Regions from separate parts of the Homo sapiens genome. Here region 1 is linked to region 2. Evidence: chromatin loops called from intact Hi-C (ENCODE). Cell type or tissue: PC-9. All regions are shown on one strand. Each heading gives the region's core, and the rest is flanking DNA. Links, peaks and the distances in the headings are about the cores only.

Region 1 (8,337 bases), core at 281-8,280, 400 kb before region 2:
CCTGTGGGCAGGGATGTTTTTCTGTGGCTCAAGAGATGCCCACACAAGGATTCTCCCAGGATGTTTTAAGTTCAATGAGCAGAGACATAAATGCCAGATCTCCTAGGGTTTGGCTAAATCAAGCAGACCTACAAGAGGAGTGTGGGGAGTCTGGGGATAGGATGAAGAAGCAGAGGCCCCAGATTGGATTGGCTGGGACTGAGGAGGCATAGCATCCTGCTGTCTGTCTCCCCACAACCTAAGAGTCCATAATTTTTGAGAACTGGATGAAGAGGGAAAGGTGCTTCTTAGATCTTACCATCTTCAAGAAGCATGCAGACATTTCCGCAGAAGACATTACTGCATTAATGATGAATTTGAGATTCTGAGTGTAACTTGCAGAAGGTTCTGCCTATCAGTGAGAATCTGTGTGGCATTTCAGTTTTGGCTTTGATAAAATTGAGGAGTATATGAGCAGTAACACCCAGGAGGGTGTTTCTCACTATTATCAGCCCCTCCAATGCTCCAGGACCCACTCCATTGATTTCCCTTCTTCCTCTCCCCAGCGCAAGGATCTGGGTGGTTTTCTTTGTTGTTGTTGTTGTTGTTGTTGTTGGCTTCTGGAGTAAAGTTCCAGTCCCCAATCATCCTCCCTTCAACAACTCAGCTGCTATGACGTCACCTCTATGGAATTTAAACTCACAGAACCTGAGTTCAATTCTTAGAGCAACTAGTTCTGAGGCACTTTCTAGTCCCCCATTTTACAGGATGGGAAGAATTGAATCTCAAAGTAGGGAAAAAACTTTCCTTCCACCTTCACCTCTCCACTTCTGGCTGAAATGGCCCTGAAAGACTCAGCTCTTCCCTACCCATATTCATCATGCAATATCTACTCACCACCTTACCTTCAATTCTTCTGAAGATTTCACTTTTGTTATCCCAGTGGCTCCAAACTTCTCTCCATCAAGCATGCATTTTATTTCTCCTTTTTATGCCCAATGTTTTGAAATACTCAATCCTAATAAAAGGGCATGTTTCAAGAAATAATTAGTAGTCCTTTCCCAATTTGGTGTTCCTCTTTGGAACTCTTAACTGAGGACATAAACTCCTAAGTTTATGTCCTCCTCAGTTTATGAGCTAGGAACCCTCCATGCAGGCTCTGAACCTGGTGGAGCTCTTCCTTGGTAAGTGTCCTCCTAGACAAAAACTCAGTGAGGCCACCACTGTCCCCCAAACACAGATAAAAACATTGCATTACTTGCAGCATCAGGAGATCCTCAAGCCTGAGAATTAAACATTTAGTTTTCTTCAGGGATTCTGACTTTTTTAAAAAGCTGTGTTTTTATGTTGCCAGCCCCTGGCACCTCTCTGCAATAGGACTGTAAAAGTCTTTTTGTTTTCCACCCACTCTTCATTTTGAAGCCCAGCCAGAATACATACAGTAATCTGAAAATTCCATTACAGGAAAAAACTCTTTCTTTCCATTCTCCTGACACTGGCAGAACCACAATGCCAAGGAGTATCAGCAATTTGGACATCTGAGTAAAGCTGGCAGGAGACTCAGGATTTTACCAGGCTCTGCTGGGGGTAGAAAAGGGTTCCAGATGAGGAGTTTGGAGAATGTGTGACTCGACTCTCACTACCTTATCTGGTTCTGCCTCCTCCACTCCTCTGGCCATCACTCCCTGGGTGGGCACTGGCTTCTCACAAAGTACTTCCTTTTTCTTATAGCTCATACACCTCTCATTGCAGAAATAAATTCTCCACACTTTTTTTTAATTTTTGAAATTTGAAAAATATACATTTGAAAAACAGAAAAGAACAAAGAGAAGTAATGAGATAGTAGTTATTCCTTACCTAGAGATAATAACTGTTGATAATTTACTACGTGTCCAGATTTTTTTACTGTATCAATACATATATCATCTGAATTTATATCTAATCTTTACCTCTACTCATATATAATCTATATATATGTGTTTTTCATCAAATATGCCTCAGATTATACATGCTGTTTCTAACTTTTTTCATTTAATCAAATATTGCAGAAATAATTTATTTTCTATAAAATGATTTTGGGAGCAAGTACTGTTTTCTTTATGTATACTGCACACAAGTGCATAAATCATTAGTGGATTTTTACTACATACATACCCATCTAGACACCACCCAGATTAAGAAAGAGATCATCAGATAATATTCCTCTTCTCTCATCCAAGAAAAGGTCATCGCTATTTTAAATTTTATCACCATCAATTAGACTTGCCTATTTTAAACTTTATATAAATGGAATAATACAGTGTGTATTATTTTGTGTCTGGCTTCTTTTGCTCAACATCATGTTTGGAAAGTCCGTCTATATTGTGGATGTTGTTCATTCAATTTCATTGTTATATAATATTCCATTGAATGAATATAATATTTAATCCATTCCACTTTTGATAGATATTTGGATTGTATCCAAGTTAGAGTCTTATGAATGTTTCTATGACCACTTTTATATATGGCACTGGGCATACATATAGATATTCCTGTTGGGTATATACCTAGAAGTGGAATTTTTGGGTCATAGGATATGCATATGTTCAGTTTTAGGAGATCTGCCAAACAGTTTTCCAAATTGGTTATATCAGTATACATTCTCATCAGCAGAATATGAGACTTCCAGTGATGCTGATTTTTCTGCAACATTTAGGTTTCTTAAAAACTTTTTTTTTTTTTTTAGATGGAGTCTTGCTTTGTTGCCCAGGCTGGAGTGCAGTGGCGTGATCTTGGCTCACTGCAAGCTCCACCTCCCGGGTTCACGCCATTCTCCTGCCTCAGCCTCCCAAGTAGCTGGGACTACAGGCACCCACCACCACACCTGGCTAATTTTTTGTATTTTTAGTAGAGACAGGGTTTCACCGTGTTAGCCAGGATGGTCTCGATCTCCTGACCTCGTGGTGCACCCGCCTCGGCCTCCCAAAGTGCTGGGATTACAGGCATGAGCCACCGCGCCCTGCCTTAAAAAATCTTTTTCATTTTAGCCCTTCTGTTATGTGTGTGTTTTGTGATTTGAATTTGCATTTTCCTGATAACTAATCAAGTTGGGCACCTTTTTATTACCTTTTATTGAACATTTGGATATTGTCTTTTATAAATTGGCTGGTTGAATCTTTTTGCTCATTTTTCAATTTTATGCCCTTTTCTTATTTATTACACATTCTTATATACCCTGGATATGAGTCCCTTGATAAATATGTATATTACAAATATCTTCTCTCACTCTGTAATTTGCTTTTTCACTCTCTTTTATTTTTTAATAAACAGAAATTATTATTTTAATGTAGTTCAATTTATCCATCTTTTCCCCTATGGTTAGTATTTTTGTTTCCCATTTAAGAAGGATTTCCTGCCCCAAAGTTATGAAGATATTCTTCTGTGTTATCTTCTAGCATCTTACGTTATATTTTTGACATTTAAATCTATAGTGTAACTTACAGATTTAAATATATACTTTAATGTATGTTTTTACTTCATTCACTTTTTTCTTTTTATTATTTTCTTCCTTCTAACTTCCACTGTGATTTTTATTTCTTTTTTTTTGTTCTGCCAATTTTTGCTTAATATATTTGATGCCGTATTACTAGATAAATCACATTTCAAACTACTATTTGTTTGTGGTGGATTGACAATTTCATCATCATGAAATGTCCAGTTTTATCTTTAATAATGCTTCTTGCTTTAAAGGCTACTTTGTCTGATATTAACATATTCATACTCACAGTCTTTTGTTAGCATTTGCATAGTATACTTGCTTACATCCTTCAACTTTCAAACCTTAAGGTAGATCTTTCAAACCTTATATTTAAGATAGATGTCTTAAGCTGCATTCGTTTTGTTTATTCACTCTGACAGTCTTTGTCTTTTATTTGTAATATTAGGTCTGTTTGTATTTAATGCAATAAATGATATATTTGGGTTTGTATCAACCAATTACTATGCAATTTCTATTGTCCAACAGCTGTTCTATTTTTCTTTTTATCCTTCTTGCACTTTGGATTAATCAAGCTTTTTTCCTATAATTTCATTAACACTGCCCCCCTCATTGACTTGTTAGTTAGTTATTCTCTTACATTACAAAATTCATCTTGGACTTATTAGGGTATAAAATAAAATTTGCATCCCAGGCAATGCAAAAATTTTCAAACATTTTACCTCCAAGTACTCACATCTTTTGTGTTTTTTTTTAATGTACCATAATTCTACATAAATCTAAATTCCATGGAAATTACTATTGACTGTATAATCAATAGTAACTTAAATAAAGATATCTCGGTTTTGGCCCTGTTGATGTTTTGGGCCATATAATTATTTGTTGTAAAAGGCTGTTCCACGCATTACGGATGTTTAGCAGCATCCTTGGTCTCTATCCACTAGATGTCAGTAGCACCAACCCCCAAGTTGTGACAATTAAAAATGTCTTCAAACATTGCCAAATGTCCCCTAGTGGGCACAATTGTCCTGACTTGGGAACCACAGATTAGATTTACCCACATATTTTCCCTTTCTGTTTTTCTTCATTCCTTCTTCCATTTTCTTGTTCATCATTTGCCTGCATAAATCTCTGATATTTCATTTCTTTTCTTTTCTTTTTTTTTTTTTTTGAGATAGAGTCTCACTCACCCAGGCTGGAGAGCAGTGGCGTGATCCTGGCTCACTGCAACCTCCATCTCCTGGGTTCAAGCAATTCTCCTGCCTCATCCTCCCATGTAGCTGGGACTACAAGCATGTGCCACCACACCTAGCTAATTTTTGTATTTTTAGTAGAGACGAGGTTTCACCATGTTGGCCAGGCTGGTCTTGAACTCCTGACCTCAAGTGATACACCCTCCTTGGCCTCCCAAAGTGCTGGGATTGCAGGTGTGAGCCACTGTGCCTGGCCTGATATTTCTTTCCATGTGAAAGTGCTGGTGATGAATTTTCTCAGTCTTTCTCTGAAAATACCTTAGTTCTGGTCTTATTTTTGAAAGATTTTTTTCTTAGGTATAGAATTCTAGGTTAGCATTATTTTCCATCAGCAAGTTGAAGATATCATTCCATTGTCTTCTCCCTTTCATTATTTCCATTGGGAAGACAGCTATCAGTATTACTGTTATTCTTAAAAAGGCATGTCTTTTTTTCTGTCAGATTTTAAGATTTTTCTCTTTGCTTTGGCTTCAAGTAAAATTAAAACAGATATACCTACATATGGTTTTACTGTGATGTGCCTAGGTGTTCACTGGTCTCAGGCGGCTTCTTTAATATGTAGCTTGATGTCTTATATCAGTTTACCAAATTCTCAGCCATTTTCCCTTTCTTTGCTCTATTCTGTCTTTCTTCTCCTTCTGCATCTCCAATTACACATATGTTAGTTCTCTCACTATATGCTATATGTCACATTCATTCTTTTCTATACTTTCTAGTATTATTTTCCTCTCCCTGTTTTAGTCTGGATATGTTCTGCTAACTTATCTTTCAGTTTGATCAACCTCTCTTCAGCTGGGTCCAGGCTTCTCTAAATAGCATACACTGATTATTTTATTTTTATCATTGTATTTTTATTTTTGGGATTTTGATTATTTTCTTTTTTATTATAATGAGTCTCTTGAATACAGCACACAGGTGGATTTTGACTCTATCTGGCTTGCCACTCTGTGTCCTTAAATTGGGGGCATTTAACCCATTTACATTTAAAGTTAATATTGTTATGTGTGAATTGTATCCTGATATCATGATGCCTGTTGGTTATTTTGCAGACCTGTTTATGCATTTGCTTCATAGTGTCACTCATCTGTGTGTTTCAGTGTGTTTTTTGTAGCGGCTGGTATTGGTTTTTCCTTCCATGTTTAGTGCTTCCTTCAGAAGCTCTTGGAAGGCAGACCTGGTGGTGACAAATTCCCTCAGCATTTGCTGTCTGAAAAAGATTTTATTTCTCCTTCACTTAGGAAGCTCAGCTGGGCCAAATATTAAATTCTAGGTTGGAAATTATTTGCTTTAAGGGTGTTTAAAATTGGCCCCCGATCTCTTCTGGCTTGTAGGGTTTCTGCTGAGATGTCTGCTGTTAGTCTGATGGGCTTCCCTTTACAGGTAACCTGGTCCTTCTCTCTGGCTGCCCTTAACATTTTTTTTTTCATTTTGACCTTGTAGAATCTGATGATTATGTGTCAGGGCTGATCTTCTCATGGAGTATTTTACTGGGGTTCTCTGGATTTCCTGAGTTTGAATGTTGGCCTGTCTTGCTAGGTTGGGTGAGTTTTCCTGGATGATACACTGAAGTGTATTTTCCTACTTGGTTTCATTCTCCCAGTCTCTTTCAGGTACCCCATCATTTCTAGGTTCAGTCTTTTAACATAGTCCCATAGTTCTTGGAGGTTTTGTTCATTCCTTTTCATTCTTTTTTTCTCTAATCTTGTCTGCCTGCCTTATTTCAGCAAGATAGTCTTCAAGCTCTGATATCCTTTCTTCCACTTGGTCTATTCAGCTATTGATACTTGTGTTTGCATTATGAAGTTCTCATGTTGTGTTTTTCAGCTCCATCAGATCATTTATGTTCCTCTCTAAAGTGGTGATTCTGATTAACAGCACCTGTGATGTTTTATCATAGTTCTTAGCTTCTTTGCTGTGAGTTAGAACATAATCCTTTAGCTTGGTGAAGTTCTTTATTACCCATCTTCCTAAGCCTACTTCTGTCAATTCATCCATCTCAGTCTCAGCCCATTTCTGTGCCCTTGCTAGAGAGGTGTTGCAACTCTCTGAAGGAGAAGAGGCACTCTGGCTTTTTGAGTTTTCAGCATTTTTTCTCATCTTCATGGGTTTATCTACCTTTGATCTTTGAGGCTGCTGACATTTGAATGGAGTTTTTTATGGTGCCTTTTTCATTGATGCTGTTGCATTCTGTTTGCTTTTATTTTAGCAGTCAGGCTCCTCTTCTGCAGGGCTGCTGCAGTTTGCTTGTGGTCCACTCCAGTTCCTATTTGCCTGGGTCCCTCCCATCCCTGGAGTTATCACCAGTGGAGGCTGCAGACCAGCAAAGATGCCAAGCTGCTCCTTCCTCTGAGAGCTCTGTCTTAGAGGGGCACTGGCCTGACGCCAGCTGAAACACTCCTGCATGAGGTGTGTGGAGACTCCTGTTGAGAGGTCTCACTTAGTCAGCAGGAGCAGGGTCAGAGACCTGCTTAAATAAGCAGAGTTTCTGCCCCTTGAAGGGTGTGCCACACTGGGGGAATCACCCTCATCTGGGCTGCCCTGACTCTCCAGAGCCAGTAGGCAGAAAAGACAGATCATTGATCCACAATACCACAGCTGTCCCTCCTCCTAGGAGGTCCTCTCAGGGTTATCAGTGCCCCATCCATAAACCCCTGGCTGGGGATACTGAGATTCCCACTGGGAGGCCCCAACCAGCACTTTGGGAGGCCAAGGCAGGCAGATCACTTGAGGTGAGGAGTTGAAGACCAACCTGGCTAACATGGCGAAACCCCATCTCTACTAAATATACAAAAATTAGCCAGACATGGTGGCATGCACGTGTAATCCCAGCTACTTGGGAGGCTGAGGCATGAGAATTGCCTGAACCTGGGAGGTAGAGGTTGCAGTGAGCTGAGATCGTGCCACTGCACTCCAGCCTGGACGACAGAGTGAGACTCCGTCTCAAAAATAAATAAATTAACCCTAATGAATAAAGCTTTAATTGTGGGGCATTCAGATAATGGAAAATTGTCCTTAGTTAGGGGGGACTTCTGAAAGCCCTTCTCATTTTGTCCCTGTTGACACAAGCAACATTGCCTTTGCTTGGCATGAAACCCAGCAGCAGGGCCTAGGCACAGAGATCAGCTCCCTAACTATTCTGTTGATGCAACAGCATCACTGGATGTCTCATATCTGAGATACTGCTGATCTGTTCTCCTCTTGGTTTGGGCACAAACCATGCAGATGGGACATTAGTGATGTTCCGATGATGCAGTGTCCCAGGTAGCAAAAGCAATAAGGCAGAGGTTGATCCGAGTGAGGGTAGGAATAGGGCATGGAGTGATGCTCTGGATTCTTGGCCTCTGCACTTAGCACAAAGGAGGAGTGTCTGGAGCAGACTGACAAGGAACAAAATAGTTCCAGGAGACAGGTGCCATGCTGCTGCTTATTTGGGTTGAAACACACCAGCCTAGATTAGTGTTTCTTTGAACAACTATTAATAATATTTGTTGCTTGGAACAATAGTTGTTAGTTGTAACTAATAAATCTATTGCTTACCCCTGCTATACCCATGGGATACACCCCACCCCACCTTCATCTATCCATTACAAAAAAACTCCTGTGTTCCCACAGAAGTCAAAACAGATATTT
Region 2 (8,337 bases), core at 265-8,264:
ATCTCATCTCAAGATCTTTAATTCCATCTGCAAAGACCCTTTTTTCCAAATAAGGTCACATTCAGGGGTTCTAGGCTAATATATCTTATTACTGATGGGGAGCACAATTCAACCCATGACATCACCCATGCCACCAACAATCCCATATCAAGAAGTAGGATGGGCCAGGCGCGGTGGCTCATGTCTGTAATCCCAGCACTTTGGGAGGCTGAGGCAGGAGGATCGCTTGAACCCAGGAGTATGAGGTTGCAGGGAGCTCTGATCAAGCCATTACACTCCAACCTGGGAGACAGTGAGACCCTGTCTCAAAAAAAAAAAAAAAAAAGAAAAGAAAGGAAAATAAATAGGATATCATACAATGCCAGAAGACTCCTCCATACTTTGCCTGGCAGTGGAGTGACCACTATCTTATCTTAATTTTCTTCTTCTTCTGTTTTTTTTTTTTTTTTTTTTTTTTTTTGAGGCAGGGACTCAGCCTAGCCCAGTCTGGAGTGCAGTGGTGCAATCACAGTTCACTGTAACCTCAAGCTGGGCTCAAGTGATCCTCCCATCTCAGTCTCCTGAGTAGCTGAGACTACACAGACACACACGACCAAGCCCAGTGAATTTTTTGACTGTGGAGACGAGGTCTCATTATGTCACCCAGGCTGGTCTTGAACCCCTGGACTCAAACAATCTTCCCGCTGTGGCTTCCCAAAGTGCTGGGATTACAGGTATGGGCCACTGCACCTGGCCCAACTTTTTATTTTGAAAAATTCTCAAACCTTCACAGAAGTTGCAGGAGTAGTACAATGACCTTCACTCATAACCTTCATCTAGACTCACCAGTTGTTAATATATTTCTATATTTATAATACTTCCTCTTCTCTCTCTCTATTTATTTATATTTATACATGTAATACTTTTTTTTTCTGAACCACAAGGGAGTTAGTTGCACACATCTTCACATTTCACCCTTAAACCTCCAAAGAATAAGGGCAGTTTCTTACATAACCACAGTACAATTATCCAACATATAATCTACATTCAAATTTCTCAGCCGGGCATGGTGGCTGACGCCTGTGACCCCAGCACTTTGGGAGGCGGAGGTAGGCGGATCACCTGAGGTCAGGAGGTTGAGATCAGCCTGGTCAACGTGGTGAAACCCCATCTCTACTAAAAATACAAAAATTAGCGGAGCGTGGTGGTGCATGCTTGTAGTCCCAGCTACTTAGGATGCTGAGGCAGGAGACTGCTTGAATCTGGGAGGTGGAGGTTGCCAAGATCGCGCCACTGCATTCCAGCCTGGGCAACAGAGTGAGACTCTGTCTCAAAAAACAAACGAACAAACCAAAAAATAAAAAAACCCCACAAATGTCTCCAGTTGTCCCACAGACATCCCTTAATGTGGGCAATTTAAAACATTAAAAACCCAGGGTCCAATCAAGAAATTCACATTACTTTTAGTGTTCATGTTCTCTTTCTTGTGGTCATTATTTGACTGATTTATTTATTTATTTATTTGACAGTCTCACCCTGTTGCCCAGGCTGGAGTGCAGTGGTGTCATCTTGGCTCACTGCAACCTCCACCTCCCAGGTTCAAATGATTCTCCTCCTTCAACCTCTCGAGTAGCTGAGACTACAGGCACACGCCACCATGCCCGGCTCATTTTTGTATTTCTAGTAGAGACAGAGTTTCGCTGTGTTGGTCAGCTGGTCTTGAACTCCTGACCTCAGGTGATCTGCCTGCCTCGGCCTCCCAAAGTGTTGGGATTACAGGTGTGAGCCACCGCTCCTGGCTGAGATCCAGTTTCTTAAATAGGTTCTGGGGCTTTAGAAGTTGGAGGACTAGCTGGGCACGGTGGCTCGTGCCTATAATCCCAGATAATTGGGAGGCTGAGGTGGGAGGATCACTTGAACGGAGACGTTCGAGTACAGCCTGGGCAACAAAGTGAGACCTCCTGTCTTTCTATTTAAAAAAAAAAGGAAGAAGGAAGGAAGGAAGGAAAAAGAAAGGAGAGGAGAGGAGAGGAGAGGGGAGGAGAGGAGAGGCGAGGGGAGGGGAGGGGAGGGGAGAGGAGAGGAGGAAATTAGAGGACCCCTGAGTCAGGGGAAGCTACTCTAGTCTCTAAGGTCAGCCTGAGTGGGGTTTTGGGGTGCTTTGCAGGGAAGAGAGGAACCTCGCCTGCTCTCTTCGCAGGCTCCAGGTCTGCTCTGAGCCCACATCTGCCCGAAGGCATGCCCGCTGGGGTGTTCCTTGCTGAGCGAGTGAGGCAATCCCTGCAAGGGAGGTGTGGTGGTTCTGGCGTGAGCCTGAACCTTGGGGCAAGAGGGAAGGACAATGTACTTCTCAGCCATTGCAGGGTGTGTGTAACCTGCCCTGCCAGTGGGTGACTCAGGCTGAAACCAGACCCAGCATTCACCCTGTCTAAGCCTAGTTGGTTAGTGTCTGGAGTGCTGTCAATTGCTTTACATTTGCCCTTCAGGGAAATGCTTTTGCACTGACAGGCGGGGCCCAGATTGGAGGTTGTCAAATCTGCAAAGCCCTACTCCTCCATTTCCACATGGCAGACTCCTATTCACACTCCAAAACCCGGCCCAGGTAGTGCTCCTGCTGAACCCTTTCCTGACCTCTGACCCCTCCCCCATGGAGTGAATAATGTTGTCTTCCAATATGCACTCTGGAGCCAGACTGCCTGGGTGTGAATCCCTTCTCTGCCACTTACTAGCTGTGTAATCTTGGTCAAGTTACTTAACTTCTCTGTACTTCTACATCTGCGGAATGGGAAAAATTATAGCACCCATTTCACTGGGTAGTTGTGGGGGTTAAATGAGTTATTATACATAAATACTTAGGACAGTGCTTGGCACACAATATGAGCTCAAAAAGAGCTGACTAGTATTACTCTTATTATTATTATTATTTAGACAGAGTCTTGCTCTGTTGCCCAGGCTGGAGTACAGTGGCTTGATCTTGGCTCACTGTAACCTCTGCGTCCCAGGTTCAAGCAGTTCTCGTGCCTCAGCCTCCTGGGTAACTAGGATTACAGGCGAGTGCCACCACACCCCACTAATTTTTTTTTTTTTTAGGTTTTTTTTTTTTGTATTTTTAGTAGAGACGGGGTATTTTTTTTTTTTTTTTTAGATGGAGTTTTCGCTCTTTTCACCCAGGCTGGAGTGCAATGGCGCAATCTTGGCTCACCGCAACCTCCGCCTCCTGAGTTCAAGCGATTCTCCTGCCTCAGCCTCCCGAGTAACTGGGATTACAGGCATGTGCCTCCACGCCCGGCTAATTTTGTATTTTTAGTAGAGATGGGGTTTCTCCATGTTGGTCAGGCTGGTCTCGGACTCCTGACCTCAGGTGATCCGCCCGCCTCGGCCTCCCAAAGTGCTAGGATTACAGGCGTGAGCCACCGCGCCCAGCTGAGATGGGGTATTTTGTATTTTTAGTAGAGATGGGGGTTTCACCATGTTGGCCAGGCTGGTCTTGAATTCCTGGCCTCAAGTGATCCTCTCACCTTGGCCTCCCAAAATATTGGGATTACAGGTGTAAGCCACTGCGTCCGGCCACTCTTATGTTTGTATTTAAGAAATACCTAAGGCTGAGCGTGGTGGCTCATGCCTGAAGTCTCAGCTACTCCAGAGGCTGAGGCAGGAGGATTGCTTCAGCCTAGGAGTTTAAGGTTACAATGAGACATGATCGTGCCACTGCACTCCAGCCTGGGCAATAGAGCAGGATCCTGTCTGTCAAAGAAAGAGAAGAAATACCTGAGAATATAGTGAACACAGCACATAAGTTTCCTGCACCCATGATATGTTCTCAGCCTGTGTGGACAGATAGACAAATAAACAGGAAATTCACTCTGAATGATGAAAAATGTCTCAGTAAGGGAAGTGGTGGGCTGAGGGGAGTCATGGGAGCACAGAAAAAGCCCCCTTCCCAGGTTGGGGTGGTCAGCAGCATTTTCCTGGAATAAATGACAACTCAGCTGAAATATAAAAGATGAATAAGATTTAGCCAGGCAAAGAGGGAGGGCAGAGAGGGGAAGCGTGGGAAGGGTTTGAGGCAGGAGGGATGGATAGTGCAAAGGCTCAGAAGCCAGAGTTCTTGATGTATTTCAAGAACCGAAGCTCAGGATGGAGCGTGGATCCCGGAGCGTGGGTGGGTGGGTGCCCTTGGCATATACACCAGTTATTCACTGTGTCTCTTTGTGATCTGTCTTCCTTCCTAGTGTGTGAGCTCCTGCAGGACAAAGCTCACATCTCCTTGAATTCCCTGCGCCCAGCACCCAGCTCAGCACTCAGCAGGGATTCAATAAATGTTTGCTGAATGGAAATGAGAAATTTGAGAACCCATCAGGGAGCCATCTTGGGCAACCTTTTCATTTGCTTAACCTGTGAATTTGGAATTCTTGTTAGCCTTGGGCTATTCTTAATAGCCAAGTTTATTTGTTTGTTCAGAATTGTCATCTGCTGTGCGTCTCAGACTCCTCTGAATGAGGTGGTTCTGTCCGGGCAAAGTCAAGTTTCTGGCCCAACAAGGTGAAACCTGATCCTTTGAGTCCCTCTCTGGATGCCATTCTGTAAACTTTCTTTCTTACCATCTGTAAACTTTCTTTCTTTCTTTCTTTCCTTCCTTCCTTCCTTCCTTCCTTCCTTCCTTCCTTCCTTCCTTCCCTCCTTCCTTCCTTCCTTTCTTTCTTTCTTTCTTTTTGAGACAGTCTCACTCTGTCACCCAGACTGGAGTGCAATGGCGCGATCTTGGCTCACTGCAACCTCCACCTCCTGGGTTCAAGCGATTCTCCTGTCTCAGCCTCCCGAGTAGTTGGGATTACAGGTGCACACTACCATGCCTGCCTAATTTTTGTGTTTTTATTAGAGACGGGGTTTCACCATGTTGGCCAGGCTGGTTTTGAACTCTTGACCTCAGGTGATCCACCCACCTCGGCCTCCCAAAGTGCTGGGATTACAGGTGTGAGCCACCGCGCCCAGCAATTTTTTTTTTTTTTTTTTTTTTTTTTGAGATGAAGTCTTGCTCTGTCGCCCAGGCTGGAGAGCAGTGGCGCCATCTAGGCTCACTGCAACCTCTGCCTCCCAGGTTCAAGTGATTCTCCTGCCTCAGCCTCCCCAGTAGCTGGTATTACAAGCGCCCGCCACCACGCCCAGCTAATTTGTGTGTGTGTGTGTATTTTTAGTAGAGATGGGGTTTCACCATGTTGGCCAGGCTGGTCTCGACCTCAGATGGTCAGCCTGCCTCGGCCTCCCAAAGTGCTAGGATTACAGGCATGAGCCACCGCACCTGGCCAAACTTTCTTTTTTTTTTGAGACAAGGGCTCGCTCTGTCGCCCAGGCTGGAGTGCAGTCGTGTGATCACGGTTCGCTGCAGCCTCGACCTCCTAGGCTCAAGTTATCCTCCCACCTCAGCCTCCTGAGTAGCTAGGACCACAGGTGCATGCCACCACATGTGGCTAATTTTTTTTACTGTTGTGGAGAAAGGAGGAGGGAGAGGGGAGTCTCATTATCTTGCCCAGGCTAGTCTTAAACTCCTGGACTCAAGCAGGCCTCTCACCTTGGCCTCCCAAAGTGCTGGGATTACAGGCATGAGCCATCATGCCTGGTCATCTGTAAACTTTCAAACTTTGCCTTGTATCAGGTCACCTGGGGATCTTATGCAGGTGAGGCAGATTCTGATTCAGTATGTCTGTGGTCTGGCCCGAGATTCTGCATTTCTGACTGGCTCCCAGGTGATGCCAATGCTGCCGGTCCGTGGATTACACTTTGAGTAGCAAGCCGTTAGACAACATTCACATCTTTCCTGGCCCTCACTGCAATGACGACTTTAAAAGCAGGTTGGAGTCAGGCTCAGCAGGGCCTTGGATGCCAGGCTAAGGAGTTCAGCATTTATTCTGGAGGCAATAAGGAGCTGGATGCTGGGTGCTAGAGGGGCTGAGCTATTGCAAAAACAGGAGAGAGAGGTGGCAAGGCTGAAGCTCAGGCAGAGGCAGTGGGAATGCAGAGGATGGTGGTGTCCTGGGCTGAACTGTGTTCCCCTCAAAAAATTCAGTGTTGAAACCTTAACCCCTAGCACTTCAGAAGGTGACTGTATTTGGAGATAGGGTATTTAAAGAGGTAATTAAGTTAAAATGAGGTCATGGGAATGGGCCTTAATCCAATATGACTGGCGTCCTTAAGAAGAGGAAATTAGGACACAGACATGCACAGAGGGGAGACCATGCGAAGACAAGGAAAGTAGACGGCCATCTACAGACCCAGGAAGGGGGGCTCAGAAGAAACCAGCCCTGCCAGCACCTTGATCTAGGACTTCTGCCTCCAGAACTATGAGAAAATACATTTCTGTTGTTTAAGCCACCCATCTATGGGACTTTGTTATGGCAGCCCATGCAAGCAAATAAATACAGAGGGGCTGGATTAAAGAGGACTGTCCAGGTTGTCAGTTACTTGAATGTCATTGTGGGGGGCTATCGGATGCCATACAGGTGATTTGGAAATTGGGAAGGCCTGGGAATGAATAGGAAGCTGGAGGAGGGGCCCAGAGGGAGGAGCAGGGCTGGGGAGGACTGGATTTGGACCAGGTTACATTGGAGGTGCCACTGGGACCTCGGCAGGTGCTACCCAGGGGGCTTTAGGAAATGAGGCCAGTGGTGCTTTCCGTTAAAGCCAGGCACTCAGGGAGTGAGGAGAAGGAAGAGAATGGTCCTGTATTAGTGGGGGCCCTGGGTTTTAAATAAGCAAAACTGGCTCAGGCTAACTTAAGCAAAAAGGAATGTACTAAACAGATTTCTGGAGGCTCACAGCAGCGATGTGAAGGCTCAAGGCCAAGCTTGGAAGGTGAGCTGGTGTCGAGGGAGACTGGCCCACAGTGGGCACGATCAGGAACGCGTAGCAGGGTCAGCCTGGACTGACCCTGGAGGACCCTCAGGACTGCTGGGCTCTGCTCATACATCAATCCAGCAGTCTCCTAAGATTCAGAGATCTGGGGGGAGCATCCTATGGCCCAAACCCAGTCACATGTCTGCATCCCTGATGCCCGGGGGAGGTTTCCAGTGGGAGGATACCTCTCCATCCCTGGAAGATTAAAGATGGCTGCATGCTCTGTGATACTCCTTTCATATCACAGGAGATAGAGAATTGGGCTCTATCTTCCTCTCCTGGCCTGTGACTGCTTTGGCCAATAGAATACAGTGGATGTGACACTATGCCAGCTTCAGGCCCAGACTTTAAGGGAAGTGGCAGCTTCTGCCTTGGTCTCTGGGAGCCCTGAGTCACTCACTCCGTAAGAAGACTGACTGGAGAGACCACATGGAGATTACGTGGGGAAGGGAGAAGGGCACACTACAGCCCAGCCTTCCAGCTAGCTCTGCCAAGACCCCAGTGTTTTATATACATATTTTTCTTTTTTATTTTAGAGATGGTGGTCTTGCTATGTTGCCCAGGCTGGTCTCAAACTCCTGGGCTCAAACAATCCTCCCACCTCGCCCTCCCAAAGTGCTGGGATCACAGGCATGAGTCACCGCACCGGCTGACCCCCATGTTTTAAATTGTACCTGGGATTTTGTTTTTATTCAGGTATGGCGAGGCCAACAGATCAGGAGATGATTGTCATTGAAAGACAGTTGGTTAACCACAGTTCTCAAGAGGAGGGGGCATGCCATGTCACACAGGGCCACATGGGGAAGTACCAGCATCAGTCAGGAGGCAGAAGGAGGAAGGGGGAAGTGTGGGCCAGAGTCTTCATTGTGATTTTGGTGGGAAGGAATAGGCAAGGCAGGGTAGACAAGCTGGATGGGTTTAGGACTGGCTAGCTTGAACAATTCCCTTGGGTTCTGGGCTATAGGGGTGGTCCCTAGTTGTCTAGTACCTAAGCAGGATGATCTAGAATGGGGGATAGCATCCTGAACTGCAGGAGCTGATAAAAGGAGGTAGGAGGTGGATGGGGGTTATGGAATCAAGATTGGTTGGTTTGCACATTAAGAGGTGCTCCCAGGCAAGATTGCCATCTCTAGGAATTAGCTATCCCTAGGAGGGGCAGTCCCTTTTCGGGTCCATAAGGCCCCTGGATGTCAAAGCATCATAAAATACAGAAAAGAAAAAACACGATTAATAGGCCAGGCGTGGTGGCTCACACCTGCAATCCCAGCACTTTTGGAGGCTGAGGCAGGAGTATCACTTGAGCCCAGGAGTTTGACACAAACCTGAGCAACACAGTGAGACTCCATCTCTGCCAAAAACAAACAAAAAATTTGCTGGGTGTGGTGGCGCATGCCTGTAGTAGCAGCTACTCAGGAGGCTGGGGCGGGAGGATCACTTAAGCCCAGGAGTTAGGGGCTGCCATGAGCT

The links. Peaks named below come from ENCODE experiments on the same cell type or tissue, not always from the same donor. Only the 100,000 strongest peaks of a DNase experiment are listed, where the experiment ranks them.
Region 1: it touches region 2 in a loop (3-fold over the local background); 1 of 110 quality-filtered maps calls a loop at or near these places.

What each region holds. Positions count from the first base shown.
Region 1 is chr20:45,588,340-45,596,676 of GRCh38, forward strand. No RefSeq gene overlaps it. Among named protein-coding and RNA genes, the nearest start is that of WFDC8, 13 kb to the left of the region's middle. In PC-9, for the core only: CTCF peaks have their summits at 4,405 (motif pointing right) and 4,605; a DNase peak (open chromatin) is centred at 4,422; H3K27me3 peaks cover 473 bases.
Region 2 is chr20:45,991,300-45,999,636 of GRCh38, forward strand. No RefSeq gene overlaps it. Among named protein-coding and RNA genes, the nearest start is that of MMP9, 13 kb to the right of the region's middle. RefSeq lists an enhancer at 4,117-4,624. In PC-9, for the core only: CTCF peaks have their summits at 5,081 and 5,283; DNase peaks (open chromatin) are centred at 2,372, 3,632 and 4,412; H3K27ac peaks cover 2,979 bases.